Regions from separate parts of the Homo sapiens genome. Here region 2 is linked to region 1. Evidence: chromatin loops called from intact Hi-C (ENCODE). Cell type or tissue: PC-3. All regions are shown on one strand.

Region 1 (8,000 bases):
TAGTGTTTGATAGCACAACAAGGTGATTGTTAACAGTAATTTATTGTATATTTCAAAACAGCTAGACAAGAAGATTTGAAATGTTCCCAAAAAATAGAAATTATAAATGCCGGAGGTGATGAATATCCCAATTACCCTGATGGAATCATTACACATTATATGAATGTATCAAAATATCAGATGCACACCATAAATATGTATAACTATTGTGTATCAATAAAAAAAGAAAATGTCTTTTAAAGGTAAGGGGAAGGACTACAGGGGCCTATGAAGAAGAAAGTGACCCTTGACAAGTAGAAAGAAAAATAGCTCAGGGAAAATAAGGCTTTTTAACAGAATGATACTGAAGAACTGTAAACCCAAATATGCTTGTAATTATTTTTACCTTGTTAATATAAAATAGGCTTTTAAAATATATCAAAAAACCATCAGTATTACTTTTACTTAGGACATTCCCAAGTCTACAGCACTTTCAGTGTCCTAAATTGCAATCTCATACTAGCCCATCTGTCCTTCCGCCTTTTATTTTTCACTTTAGGGAAGACCAATCACCAGCCTCAGGTATCTTTTTGTGGCCTCTCTTCTGTTCTCCACTCTGCCTCCCCCAAATGTATATGCACTTTCCTTATCCTGGTGTTGCAGGTGCTGAGAGGGGTTGTGTATTACAAAAATGTACATTTGATTGCTTAAATGAACCAAAGTTTACATTTGAGTGTAAGCATAAGATGTATAGGAGGTGTGACTATGAGGTAATGAGGTTGACTCCTTGCTTTCCAAAGAGGAATTTTTACTTCTATTTGTTTGTTTATTTATTTATTTATTTACTTACTTACTTGAGGAGGTTCAGTGGAGTGGCCAGAATTACAGAATCGGGATGCCACGTTTACATTATAGCTCTCACACTTAGCCGTGCATCCTCTGGTAAGTAATTTAGTCTCTCCAAAACATCAGTTACCAAACTGTAAAATTAAAACAGTAATGGTAACTGCCTACAGGGTTGTTATCAGAATCAAATGAAATAGTATATTTAGCAAAATTCCTGGAACATAGTACGTGCCTACTATATGTTAGCTCATATTATTAGCTTTTATTTTACTGGAAATGTAAAAATTTTTATAAGACAGAAAGTATGCATTTCTTTCCTCATTATACTTGACTTTCCAGTTCCCTGTGCACCCACTTGTCCCCCACCAAAACATAATCACTGCTAAAAGTTTGGAATATGTTGTTCAAGACTTCATCCTTCCACATAAGTAGGATTCCACTTTCCACATGTATGTATTTTGCCTTCTAGACATATTTAATGCTTATTTCAAAAGCTCACAAAAGAAATTTGGCAATTTCCTGTGAGAACTGAGCCAGGTTTAAAATGCAGAAGAAAATAGATCTCATAACTTTATTTTTTATTTTTTATAATTATCCAGTCCAAAATGTCATTTTGTTTTTGTTTGGAGACAGGGTCTCCCTCTGTCACCCAGGCTGGAGTGCATTGACACAATCATGGTTCACTGAAGCCTCTGCCTCCCAGGCTCAAGCGATCCTCCCTCCTCAGCTTCCTGAGTAGCTGGGATTACAAGCATGAATCACTCTGCCTGGCTAAATTTAAATTTTTTTTTTTTTTTTTTTTTTTTTGTAGAGACAGGTCTCACTGTATTTCCTAGGCTGGTCTCAAACTCCTGGGCTCAAGTGATCCTCCTGCATTGGCCCCCTAAAGTGTTGGGATTACAGGCGTGAGCCACCACACTCGGCTGACCTCATGACTTTAGGTCTATCTCTAGAGCTCTGTATTCAGAGCTTTCAAGTTACACCCAATTTTTCAAAACAAAAACTACCTTGATGTACATGGTTAATTATACCCATGGGTCTGGATCAATTTCATTTTCTCAAAAAATTTACACTTCTCTCAAAGATGCAGATGTTGTTATCATAATAGATATTTAGAAGATTGTGAGGCAAATCCTGAGGGTACCTCCAAGAGGAGTATCAACTATGCCCCCACTATACCCTCCCAGTCCCGGCCACTCCATCCACCTCCACGCTCCCTGCCAGCCCAGGAGTGCACTGTCAAGCCCCAGATCAAAGTGTAACTCTGGGCCTCTCCCTCCAGGGCAGCCAATAAACCCCAACTTCACGTGCAACAATGTACAGTAGGCACAGATATGGGCAAGGAGTAACTTTGTTCAAGATTAGACATGGCCAGCAACTTCCACGACCAAGAGTTGAGACTTTGTGACCAAATTCTAGCTTTTCCCTTCTGAATGCTTCTTCTCGTTACATAAAAGTACATTACAGCATGTGGGTCCTACATATGCTCCATAACCTTACAACATTCCCAGGAGGAGGAGTCCAGGAGTCGGGGTCCATGTGTGTCATTTTTAGACACAACTCTGGCTCCTGGTTGAATATTTGCCTGGGTACAGCTACACTTTTCCCGTGCCACCACTGGTGCAGGGACTTGTCCTTTGTACTTCTCCACAGGTGGGAGAAGGAATAGCCTGGAATCCTCGCTTCCTAAGGATGGGTCCTTGGTCTCTCAGGAAGTTATTCATCCTTGGCATGCTCGTCCATCCAGAGATTGTGGAAATGAGGCTGGGGAAGCAAGGACTGGAGCTTCTGATCCCTCAAAAGAATGCACAGCCTGCGAAAATATTGGCCATGGAGTTCATGGCTGAGGGTTCAATAGCTGGGCCTCCTACATTCTTCACAGGCTGTGCAGCCTTTCGAGGGGTCAGAAGCTCCAAACTTAACTCCCATAAGCCTGCCACAGGCAAGCCTGCCAAGATGGATGAATAACTTCCCCAGAGCCAAAGGTCACACCCTCAGGAAGCCAGGCTTCCAGGTTGCATTTATTTTTATTATTTTATTTTATTTTATTTTATTTTTTGAGACGGAGTTTCGCTCTGTCGCCCAGGCTGGAGTGCAGCTGCGCAATCTCGGCTCACTGCAAGCTCCGCCTCCCTGGTTCAAGCCATTCTCCTGCCTCAGCCTCCCGAGTAGCTGGGACTACAGGCTCCTGCCACTACGCGCCGCTAATTTTTTTTGTATTTTTAGTAGAGACGGGGTTTCACCGCGTTAGCCAGGATGGTCTCGATCTCTTGACCTCGTGATCCGCCCGCCTCGGCCTCCCAAAGTGCTGGGATTACAGGCGTGAGCCACCGCACCTGGCTGCAGAAATGTGTTCCTTCTCTCTGCAGTGGAAATATACAAAGGGTGGGTCACTTGAGAAGCCCCCAGGAAATTCTTCACTTTCACTCTAAGCTCATCTCTGGGAGAGATGGGGTCAGGGAGACCTTTCCAACAGACAAAAAGAAACAAAAAACCCTTTGTTGGGTGGGGCGTGGTGGCTCACGCCAGCACTTTGGGAGGCCAAGGCAGGCGGATCACCTGAGGTCGGGAGTTCGAGACCAGCCTGGCCAAAATGGCGAAACCCCGTCTCTACTAAAAATACAAAAATTAGCCGGACATGGTGGCGCTCACCTGTAATCTCAGCTCCTTGAGAGAATGAAACAGGAGAATCACTTGAACCTGGGAGGCGGAGTTTGCAGTGAGCCGAGATCATGCCACTGCACTCCAGCCTGGGCGACAGAGCAAGACTCCGTAACAACAGCAAAAACAGCAACAACAAAAACAACAACAAAAACCCTTTGTTGAATGTTGGAAAGCCTGAGGGCAACTGGAGGAGAAACAACATAAAGAGGAACAGATTTCATTTCTATTCCTGCTGCCACTGTGAGTACACTGTGGGGAGGTTACAAAGGTTTTATATCCCTAGAAGGGAAACAAAGTGCAGACACTAAGGATTGCCGTCTGTAAGACACTGGCATCCATCTTCCCCTGAAGGCTTATGAGATCACACAGGAAATAGATGTGCGTATTGGGAAGAATCTCTTTAATTTCTTCTGTTTGTCAAAAGTAAAGCCTCAAGGTGGAAGAGGTGAAAAGCATGAGAGAAAAGTGCCATTTTCAGAAAAAAATGGAAATATCACAGTTTACATATAACCATGAATTTCATGTCCAGTGTTTTAGTGGCTGAGCACTGACATTTCTTGGTAGCATGAAACTAACAGCTTGATAGAAAACATTAACCAAGGTAGAATGTGATCAATACCACAAAGCATCCCTTAGTTCTAGGATAAGAAACAAAACATGATCTTTTTATTTTTATCCTGTGAAATTACATCTCAAGTCCTTATTCTCTTAGTTGGGTATCTCCTCCTTTCAAATATAATCTATTAATCTTGGGACAGATCCATTCTCTGCATTTAGTTGAAACTAAATCAGGGGATTTGACTAGATTTGAAGCCATTTTTCACAACAAGCTCTACCACACATACTCAATTATCAGAGTGCACAGATGAGACAGGCAGAATAAATAATGGGTTTGTTTATAAAGGGCTAAGCACTTTTATGAGCCTTATTAACATTGGTAGTCATGCATACTTTGGAATGAGCAATCAAATTTCATGCTTCTAGGCTTGGGCAGGGAGCAGACTAGCTTACAAAAAGACATTTACCTTCACACACTTCTGAAGGGAAGAGAGCATTCCTTGAGTTTTTTCACCTTTACTCTAATGGGGAAATGGGCTTGTATTTTCAGCAAACACCACTGGAGGCCAGCCCATCCAGGAAAACAAACACAGCACTCACTCTGTTGGTCTCTGAAATGGTTCTGCTTCAGTGTGTATAAGCTGGGCCTCAAACTCAGTCTTAAAAACAATATTTCAAGATTCATTCTTATATTTCACAAAAATCATTTAGGTGCCTACCAAGGGCCAGGCACTGTTCTAGGCATTGGAGATACAGTGGTGAACAAAATGAACAAGGCCGACCAGGTTCCTGCTTTAGGGGACCTGGGTGTCTATCACCCACTATATATTATTCCCATGTGGTCGCAAACCCATCACAGGCCTTAAGCTTGTCTGGCCAGTCTCCTTGCTTTCTTCTAATCTCAGCTATCTTGCAAGGTGTTATTTTTTATTGACTTGGGGTACACAGGCTCCAAGAACAAATAAGTTGATACTCATCTGCTTTTTATGCTCTAGTCCCAAAAGGAAAAGTTATCCCTCACCATGTTATTTCACTCAACTAGCAAAACTACCCAGTCTCTCTTTCACCTTTGCAAACCTCACTGCCCTTCCAGGTTCCAGCGGCACCCTGTATCCTGCATGAAGACAGCCCTGTCTGCTCCTGCTTCCATCAACATCCCTCTCCTCTGAATTTTGTAGTACTCAGATAGTCATCAAGATGTTACAGTGGGGTGCTTACTGCATCATTTTTGTATCTTCTGCTGTTTTTCACCTCTATTAATCTTGTTTCACTAGCTAGATTACGCACTCCTTGCAATAGAAGACTACTTTATTCTTGATGGCAGTTAACTCATTGACACAAGACTCTAATATGAATTGCCTGCATCTGAATTTTTTTTAAGTTAATCTTTTATTTTAGGTTCAGGGTTACATGGGAAGGTTTGTTACACAGGTAAACTCATGTCACGAGGGTCTGTTGTAAAGATTATTTCATCACCCAGGAATGAAGCCCAGCAACCAATAGTTATCTTTTCTGAAATTTTCTAATTAAAAAGCTTTCAGTCATTGAGTTGTGTTTTGAGTCATTCATATACATAGTCATTTAACATATTCTGAGCTCCTATTATGCTCAAAATGGTGTGGTGCCATGGAGGATAGAAAGGAAGTTGGAAACACAATATATGCTCCTGAGGGACTCATGTTTTCCTGAATGAGCAGAGAGAGGCCAAGAAACAATTCAAGAAATTTGAAATAAAAAATAACTCCATGTTGTAATTCTTGATTTCCGTTACCAGAAATTGCTTCTGTGTGTGTGTGTGTGTGTATGTGTGTGTTTGCATTTACAACTGTGTGTATGATGTGTATTATATTTGTTTATAAGAGAAAAGGTCAACCTTAACCTATTTTAGAGAACTTTTATATTATGCTAAAATTGTCTACAGGAAAGCTAGGTGATTGGATAAAAGCTAAGATTCAGTTAAGTCATCCAGATGTTCAAAATGCAAAGAAGAACCCACTGGAAGGTGGACCTGTGTTTTTCTCAGCACTAACCAACTAACCCATGAACTAGACCCAATGAATAAGTTGTTCACAGATTTTCCCTCTTCATGCAACCTGAAACACAGGCATCACCTTGGTCAAAACAAATTTGCCTTCAATATTATTCATTTATAAATCTGGTTTAAGAAAAAAGTAGCTCTGGATGTAATAGGGAAAATATAGCCAGAGGAAAAGAGGAAAGTAAGGCTCATTCATTTAACATGACTGTATATCCACCTCAACACACCATAATTGAGAGCCACTCACATCTCCCTGTTATTTTTTAAACATATAAATGAGGGCTTTCAAGTAGGTTTTTTGGTATTTTTTCCACTCAATCCTCTCCATTGTTTACCAAGCCCTCTGGACAGGCCCAAATGAGATGCATTTTCTTTCTGGTGGTTGTTTGGTTTGTGAACATGTGCATGTGTGTGTGTTCTTGTGTGTTCCCTGTCTGGCTTGTAGTCAGGGAGATTTCTCCCACACCCCTGGGCTTTGAATAGAGCAGAAAAGGTGGAGCTTATTTTTTAAGTTGGTAATAACAATACTGACTTAAGAAGATATCTAACATTGAGTCAGAAACAGCTGATTTAGATACATGGCATGAGGCTATCATTAGAAATGGAGCCAAAGACAATCTTAGGGGTCCTAGGATCAACTAACATTGGGGGTTGAGACAGATTCTGTGCATGAGAAGAGGCGGGAGTGACATCTTATTTCTCTACGTAGAATATGGTGTTTTGTTTCTACACTTCTACAGTCATTGTTCTGAGTTATCACGGTACTTTTCACTTTGTATGCATGTGTGTGTACTTGTTATTAAACAATATGAATAACATACCTTTATTCAAATTAATCATTTTTATGAAAAATAAACTGATGATTCATATTTTGTTATTGTTTTCTTTGTTTGTTTTGCTCTACAACAATTGGTAAAATCAGAAATGGTGCCAGGTAAATTACTGTGAAATCATTAAAGTGTCGAAAACTTGGAATCATTTAGGTCAATTCATTTTGACACCTGGTCTGCCATTTTAATGTCTTGAATAGCAATGTGGTGTGTCTTTTGAGTTTGAGGATTAAGAGGAAAGCAAAGAGTCAAATTCCAAAATAAAGAGAAGAAAAGAAAAATGATCAGAATTCTGGATCCATAAGGTAGCAGATGTCTAAGCCTCCATCCTAACACCACATTCTAAGATCTGTCTGTAGGATGGATGGTACAGAACCTACAGAGGAAGGAAGATGTACTACAAATGCCTCCACCCTCTATGGCTTCAGCTAGAGTGGCCTTATTGAATTTCTCAGTTTCCAGATTGGAATATGCTGGACCACTTTGGGTTTCTATGGAGGAAAAGGACACTTTTGTCATATATAGTAGCTTATCCTTTACATGTTTCTTTCTGTTACCAGGTTCCAAGCCCATTAAGTGGAAGACCCTATGGCTCTACTCATCTGTATAGCCAGCCCCAGTCTTAGCATAAATACTGTAAGATTTGTTCAATAAATGAAGGAATGAATGAATAAATTTAATAGGCAGAGAAACAGAGAGAATTGTTGCTGAGAAACTGTCTTGTCTCTACAACCGACTTTCCAAGGAGGACTTTCTAAAGAAGACTTCCCTGTTCTTTGACTTTACATGTTGCCAAAGCCTGGCAATATTTAGTGGGACTAAAGGTAATAGGAAGAAAGGAAAAGTCTCTGTTATTCTGTAAAAAAAAAAGATACAGAACCTGAATGGGGAAAAGAAAAAAACACACACACACATATTACGTGGAAACTAAATGTGGGCAATTGAAAAAAATCACTGAAGCAGAAGAATGTAAATATATTATTGGTTAGCTTAAAGACAACACACATACACATACACAAACAATTCAAATTAAATATACACAAGACTATGCTCTACAAATTTCCCCATGTCATAAGTACATTTCA
Region 2 (8,000 bases), 94 kb after region 1:
GTTGCTATCTCAGGGTTTTAACACCTGTTTACTATTCCTAGAGTGACATTATCCAGAGAGCTTCCTGGTTCATCCCTTACTTCATCTGAGTCTCTGCTCAAAGTTTACTGCTTGAGAAAGGTCTTTTGTAACCATTCTACAAAAAAAAAAAAAAAAAAAAAAAAAATCCCTGTTGTCCCCATCACTCTTGCCTTCCTTTATTAAATTAAAATGTAAACTTATCTTTTGCCTCCAGTATAATGATGAAAGATCCTCAAAGACAGGGCTTTGCTCCTTTTATTCACCCTGTGTCTCCAGCTCCTAGTGCAGTGCCTAGAAAACAGGCATTCAATAAATAGTAAAATTACAGGTAAATCATTAAATCAAGGAACAAACAGATGAGCGGAGCAACGCTTAATATCAAAATACATGAGTGTCAATGACAATGGGTCACAATGCATTTTTCCTGAATGTGAACTTTTTCTTTTCTTTTTCTGAGATGGGGTCTATCTCTGTCTCCCAGGCTGGAGTGCAGTGGCGCAATCTCGGCTCACTGCAACCTCCACCTCCAGGGTTCGTGTGATTCTCCTGCCTCAGCCTCCCAAGTAGCTGGGATTACAGGTGCCTGCCATCACACCCAGCTAATTTTTGTATTTTTAGTAGAGATGGCGTTTCACTGTGTTGGCCAGGCAGGTCTCGAACTCCTGACCTTGTGATCCACCCGCCTCAGCCTCCCAAAGTGCTGGGATTACAAGCGTGAGCCACCGTGCCTGGCCCTGAATGTGAATTTTTAAGACATTTATTATGTTGAATAAAATTAAACAAAGGCTTACATAATTCTTTGATTTATTATTAATCATTTTGCCTTTGAACTTGATTTTATTTTAGAATTTACTTTAGGAATTGTATATCAAAGTTCTAAAGACACATTTAACAATAATAACTCATATTTTTAATAGTACTTTAAAGTTTACAAAGTGGTCCCATTTACTTTGGTTCACATGGGCTGAGCTCCAAAATCTCTCTCTCTCTTTCTGTGTGTGTGTGTGTGTGTGTGTGTGTGTGTGTGTGTGTGTGTGTGTGTGTGTGTATTTGTGTATTCCCTAGGTGTATGTAATCCTCAGTTAAGTTTGGGGATCACTGGAGTAGATGATTTCCGAGAGTAAGCCAACAGCCTGCTAAATTACAGTGGTGTTTTTGAGCCTGTTTCAAATAATTGAGTATTTTCAAGGAGAAGGCATTTCCTTCTCTATTCGAGGTTCCCCATCCATATCAGTTTCTACAGAGGTGACGCTCAGGCTGAGGGTGATTCTGAAACTCTTTTTAGAAGCTGTTGGAGAACATAAAAGGTAAAGGAAAGAGGTCCTTAGAGGCTGGGTGCTCACATTAACAGCTGCAGGAATGCTATAGACTGAAACTTGCTAAGGTCACAAGAGCCTTTCCTCTTAGTTCTTGATGCTTTGGCTTGGCTCCTTGTAAAATCTGAGCAGAACTGCCTTGGTTTCAATGGGGAGTGATAACATCCGTGAATCACCATGTGCTTTCTAGGCACACACTTGTTCTTCAGTTGTGACTGAAAAGAGCACAGGGGCAGACATGACCCTCAGGCAGGCATTGATATTTTGTGGGATCAGGTCCTGGGATTCAACAAAGCCAGTAATGAAGTGGATATGATATGAATTTGTTACTGACCTCACCCATCCAAAAGGCAGCTACCATCCAGGAAATCCTGTTTATATTTATGGGAGGATAGTAGACTGGCATGGCAAAGAGGATCCTGGAGGTAGTGAACCCTCTGGAGGATATAAACGTTGCTGCATTACTTTTCAGGAAAAAGAATGTGCGCTAAGGCAGAACTTGTAAATATTATGCAGCCTTTCTCCTCGTAAATATTCCCAGTGGACCACATAATGTGTCCATAGTTAGAATCACATAAAATAAGATTAACCATTCTTCCAGGAAGCTTGTTTTCATCACAGAACCATTGGAGAATCAGAAAGTCAACAGGAAATTTTAGGCAATGCCATACTATCATCACAGGCTGAGTTTCCGCATTCTTATAAAAGTCACTTTATTCTATTTGTCAAATACATTTTTATAAAGAAGAAGTATACCTTAATATTCACTCTTAATTTTAGGAAAATATGCGACAGACCTTTTTTATAGGCTGAGTTAATTGCAGAAGCTGAATGATGCCAGGATGAAATAATTCTCAACAAGGTTGATGGGTAAATCCAAAGACCTAAGACAAACAGTTTTCCAAGCTAAATGAACAAATGTTACAGCTTTCTGAAATAAACATTCAACAATTAGAGTTTCCCAGGATAAACTTACTCTATTTTAGTATTTCACACCAAGAGTCCTTGGAATATTTAAATCTTGAAATATTATGGGAAAATTTTTTGCCCTTTTAACATAGAATTTTAACTTTATGGTACAATAAACTTCATCTTTTCAGATAGAATGTAAATTTTAAAGTAATCATTTTATAAGTATTCACTAATTTTTTCCTTATTTTTTTCTTTTTTTTGAGATAGAGTGTCTCTCGCCGCCCAGGCTGGAGTGCAGTGGCACGATATCAGCTCACTGCAACCTCTGCCTCCTGGGTTCAAGCGATTCTTCTGCCTCAGCCTCCTGAGTAGCTGGGATTACAGGCACACGCCACCATGCCCAGCTAATTTTTGTACTTTTAGTAGAGACGGGGTTTCCCATGTTGGCCAGGCTGGTCTCGAACTCCTGACCTCAAGTGATCTGCCCGCCTCGGCCTCCCAAAGTGCTGGGATTACAGGCGTAAGCCATGGCGCCCGCCCTACTTTTTTCCTTATTTAACTGACAAGATAAAATATTTTCAATGACTGGGCACAGCAGCTCATGACTATAATCTCAGCACTTTGGGAGGCCAAGGCAGGCAGATCGCTTGAGCCCAAGAGTTCAAAACAAGCCTGGGCAACATGGCGAAACCCCATCTGTACAAAAAGTACAGAAATTAGCTGGCCGTGATGGTATGAGCTTGTAGTCCCAGCTCCTCGGGAGGCTGAAGCCAGAGAATCACTTGGGCCCAGGAGGTGGAGGTCACAGTGAGCCAAGGTCGTGCCACTACACTCCAGCCTGGGCGACAGAGAGAGGTCCTGTCCAGAAAAAAGAAAAATATTCTCAATTTATCTGTGTAAAACTTTCTTATTCCTTGAAGATTCTTTATTAAGTATTAACTGTGGCCATGGCTTCAGTTATATATTCTAGCCAAGATTAGGTCATAGATCTGGTCAGTGACAGAGAGTTTCAGGTTTAACAAGAATTGATTCGTCATTTATTTATAATGTGGTGAGCTCTTTGCCAGATGGAGTAAGTAAGGCTAAGAGAAGTGAAAGAAACATGAAAGAAACAGTTCCTGCTCTTGGGAAGCTTAAAACTGTGGCCCAGACATGATGTGGTATAGAAAACTATGTATATATATATATATATATACACACACACATAATATATTATATATAGTGTTTATATATAATATATAACGTTTGTACAGACTATATATATAGACTAGACTAGACAGTCTAAATATAGTCTATATATGTATATATAGTAGTCAATATAGACTACCATAGTCAAGGTGGATCTGTTCCTCAACACACACCTACCTCAGGCAGGCCAGACTATATATATATATATATATATATATACACACACACACACACATATATATATAGTGTCTATATAAACATAGAGTAGACTATATATAGTCTCTCTCTATATATAAACTTAGACTATATATAGCATACTATATATAGACTTTAGTATATATACTATATAAAGACTATAGTCTTTATACTTTATGTAGTATATATACTATACAAAGACTATGTAGTCTCTATACATAGACTGTATATGGACTACTCTATATAGACTACTGTATATAGACTATATATACTATATTACTATACTATATATACTGTACTATATATACTATATAGTATATATAGTAGTCTATATATATAATTCTATATAGAGACTGTATATACTATATATACTCTCTCTATATATTTTATATATATATATATATATGTATACACATACACACACATATACATATATATTAGCCTGCCTGATGTAGCTGTGTGTTGGGGAACAGATCCATCTTGAATGCAAGCCAGGTAACCACCCGGAGACAATTTGGAAAAACAATGAAGAGCTGAAAATCTCTTTTATTTTACTATCCAATTTGCCAAACTTTTGTTGAGCACCTCAACAAAAGCAGTGTCCAGTTCTGAACACTGGAGATACAGAGGAAGAGCAAAGAATATATGCTGTTTCCATAGGCTAAGGGCAAAGAGAATTAACTGGGTGACTTTTCCCAGATGTCTTCAATCCATGCATGGTTCAGCCCTTAGAGTGTGCATCTATCGAATGATGCATACTGCAGATGAAACACTGACTCACTCCTTTGAGTCCTGACTGTGACATATTTTGCCCGAACAGTTCCCAGACCCTCCCTGCTATTCTCTCTGCTTCCGCTCTTGCCTCGTTACATTCCATACTTCACACAGCAGTGCTTGGCCTTGGACACCAAGGTGGTGAGTAAATAAACCTTCTTTTTCTCTAAAGATTTCATTAGAAATTCCTAAGGGTTGATAGACCAACCATTCACATGTACCTGTCATTACCTTTAACTGCTGAAATATCCATCATGATCTTACTCCATCTCCCATGGTAAGTTCTCTCAGCCTTCATGTGCTTTCATTGCAGTTGCCACAAAAAGTCCTACGGCTGAAGAATACACTGTTAATATTGAGATCAGTTTTGAAAATGCATCCTTCCTGGATCCTATCAAAGCCTACTTGAACAGCCTCAGTTTTCCAATTCATGGGAATAACACTGACCAAATTACCGACATTTTGAGCATAAATGTGACAACAGGTGAGTAAGAGACCCATTGCTTCAGAATAAATGATTGGATGTCTTGAGACAGACTGTCTGAGCTCCTGAGTATCAGAGCAATCTTTTACTTAGTAGGCAAGTGAAATGACTCACCGAGACGGATGTGTGATTCTGTGACTTCACAGCCTTCCTGAATGAAGCCTCTATCAGTAAACTCTGCAGCCAGAGGTTTCTTATTTTAAATGGTGACCAAAGGTTTGCTTGGTGGTTTGTATGATGCTTGTCATAAAGTGATCCCAAGATATGGCCAGGTCCTTCATAATAAACTACTGGGTCCTCTTCCCTTGGGCAGATAAACTACTGGGTCCTCTTCCCTGTGTCCTCCTCCCTTGGTATATCAATGGACACAACAAGGACTGGTTCAAGATATTAGTAAGTACCAGATACCCTTCTCTTTGGCATTATAGGTCAGGAAATAGGAAACAGGTACATGCCTGCATCAGAAGCAAGGCATTAAGTAGAACCTCTTAGGCCATAGATTGGACTTTCTGGTTGCAAACTCTTTTCCAAGGTCATGCTAACTTCCCTATGTCTCCAGAAACCATCACCCAAGACTTGGTATACAGTAGAAGTTGTGAGATAAGGCTTCCAGTTATCTGATAACAGGGAATTGTTTTTTAAATTGGAAAGCACTAATAGATGTTGGGTTTTATTATTCTAAAATGAAGGCAAGAAAAAATTCCTGTTTTTGAAATTCTTCTTGAATTCGCATATTTCAAATAGTCCATCCCAATGTCGGTACATGCATTTTAATTTTTGATTCTTAATATATGTTACTCGAAGTCATAGCTCCCTTATCACTCCTTTTGGATGCCATTTCCCACTGATTTCTACCATTAGCACTAATTTCCTTGAGTTAGTGGTTTTCCAGTTGGATGCCAATGTGCATTATGAGTCCTTCAGGAGCAGTGAACTTCTGCTGTGTTTCCCACTGTTTATCCATAGAACATCTCACCGAACTAGGGTACTTTGGAAAATACATAAGAAACACCCTTCTATGTTCCCACCCGGCACAGATCTTTTGCCTTTAGAATAAATTATTGGATAGATTTTAGTCAATTTTGCTTCCCAAATTTTTTAACAGAAACCTTTTGGTATCTCTGTAGGTGCTAGTAAGTGAATCCAGTAAACAAAACAGACCAAGTATCAAAAATAGTTTTTTGTTGAACAACTTGTGATTATAGACACTTGAGCTTTAGTTGTGAGTTTATCTTACATATATTCAATATAAACATACTAACAAACTCTCTCTGATTTTTTTCTACTAGAGATGGGATGACTTCAAGAGGCTTCACCATCTTAAAAACTTGGGTTAACAAGCTTCTCAATTAAAATGCAATTGACCTTGGAAAGTTTAATTTATCCTTCCAGAAAGACTGGTCATTCACACATAGAGGGGGTGAATCTTTTCTGATAGTGATCTATGAAACAGGTTTGACAAAAGTGGATACTTCAATGTGGCAGAGAAAGCCTCAGGCTCATGGACCTCAGGACCAGCAGGGAACAGCTAAGAGGAGTTGGCCTAAAAGAGGAAGTGAATGGGATGGGTGGGCAATGAAGGTTAGGCCTACTGACCATGGCACTAATGTCTAAGCATCCAAACTTTCACCATCTTCCTTTTTCCATCCTTCCCTCGCCTCATTCTTCCAACAGCCTACCTTATGATCCTTTTTTAGTAATGGCAAATAAAACTGAGGATATTTAAAACCGGACAATGTGAGTAAAGCACCGAACAATACCTGGGATATGTCAGGTGGTCTGGAAGTGGTAACTTTTTCCATTCTCCTAAGGCATGTTTGCATTTTATGTGGGACTCAAAAGTTCTTCAACTACTCCTCCCATAATGCTCCCTTACAAAACAGAAGACAATAACAAAATTGCTTTAGCACTGGAATTTCATGTCAGTAAGAGAGATTTCAACAAGTGGGATCCTGTTGGCTATCCTCAAATTACCTCTAGCGGGCACTCAGCTTCTTTGTTAGTAGCTCCAGTTTCTTCTATTTCTAATTCTCCTGCCCCACTGCCACCCACTGCTGGGACACAGGCTGCATCAGTGCCCAAGGAATTAACTCGAACGTGTTGTCCCTCCTATTTCAGAAACAACTATTTGATAACTTCCCTTTGGATAGTCACTCTGTGGGACTTTGCCTGGCTACCCATCTGCAGAACAAACAGCTCCCAAAGATGTGACTTTGGTCTAGCTTTGGAAATTGATTCAAAGCACTCTGATTTCAGAACATTTCTTACTGTCTCCAATGAGAGCAGAGTTCATGTAGGCTGTTCACACCTGACTTGATATGTAAAAGACACAAATTTACTTGCACTCTACATTTGTTATCTATTGGTGCACAACAGAGTCTAAAACCTAGCATCATAAAATAACAAACAGTTATTATCTGAGAGTTTTTTAAATCATTGTATTTATATTTGTTAAGAATTAAGATGTAGAAGGTGGAAGTATTGATGAGTGTTGGTACTAACAGTTATATGAAAATAAACTTCTATACACGTATAAACTTATTTGCCTTATAAACTATATCTACAATAGTCTACAAATAGAGGTATGCTCTAACATACATCCTGCAGCATTTAACATGTAGAAAGGAAGCATTGGTCCTTTTTGCTCACTCTGGGAGATGAAAATGCACTAAAGCCGTGAAAGTCACTCACTGCAATGCCAAGGTTGACCCTTCTTTTTATGTGGTACATAGGCCCAGAGATGAACCAGCCCCAGGCCAGAGGGTCTCACTTTAATTTGAGAATGCTTATTCTTCCTCACTGGGGCTTCCATCAAGACAAGACCTCTTGTTTTTCTCTGCGAGTGCGGGATGTAAAAGGAAACTTTTTTCTTTTTGTCTTTGTGTCCTAAGCAGGGTTTTTATGGTAATGGAAAAACAAAAAGTTTAGTTCTCTTATTAGAAGATAGACTCAGTTTTTGAGGGTCAGAAATCTTAGAGCAGCTTAGCTGGGTGGTTCTGGCTCAGGGTCTCTTGTAAGTTTATAAATAATCTATCAACCAGTGCTGTCATCATATGAAAGCACAACTGGCATATGAAAAAAAATTCTGTTTTTTCTTTCTTCCTTTCTTT

Evidence for each region. Peaks named below come from ENCODE experiments on the same cell type or tissue, not always from the same donor. Only the 100,000 strongest peaks of a DNase experiment are listed, where the experiment ranks them.
Region 2: a loop joins it to region 1, with 4 times the contacts of the local background. A loop is called at or near these places in 6 of 110 quality-filtered maps.

The regions. Positions count from the first base shown.
Region 1 is chr6:46,979,704-46,987,703 of GRCh38, reverse strand. LOC124901489 (a long non-coding RNA gene) reads left to right here and starts at 3,544. Exons shown (of 2, transcript XR_007059922.1): 1 at 3,544-3,729; 2 at 5,141-5,591. RefSeq lists an enhancer at 2,803-3,304. In PC-3, a CTCF peak has its summit at 4,615; DNase peaks (open chromatin) are centred at 1,533 and 4,503; H3K4me3 peaks cover 487 bases; H3K27ac peaks cover 4,798 bases.
Region 2 is chr6:46,885,225-46,893,224 of GRCh38, reverse strand. ADGRF5 (adhesion G protein-coupled receptor F5) reads left to right here. Exons shown (of 21, transcript NM_001098518.2): 4 at 4,720-4,890. It overlaps LOC124901488 (a long non-coding RNA gene), which reads left to right and starts at 4,897. Exons shown (of 2, transcript XR_007059921.1): 1 at 4,897-5,283; 2 at 6,180-6,623. In PC-3, no CTCF peak of the experiment used is centred here; DNase peaks (open chromatin) are centred at 4,464 and 5,014; H3K4me3 peaks cover 511 bases; H3K27ac peaks cover 2,268 bases.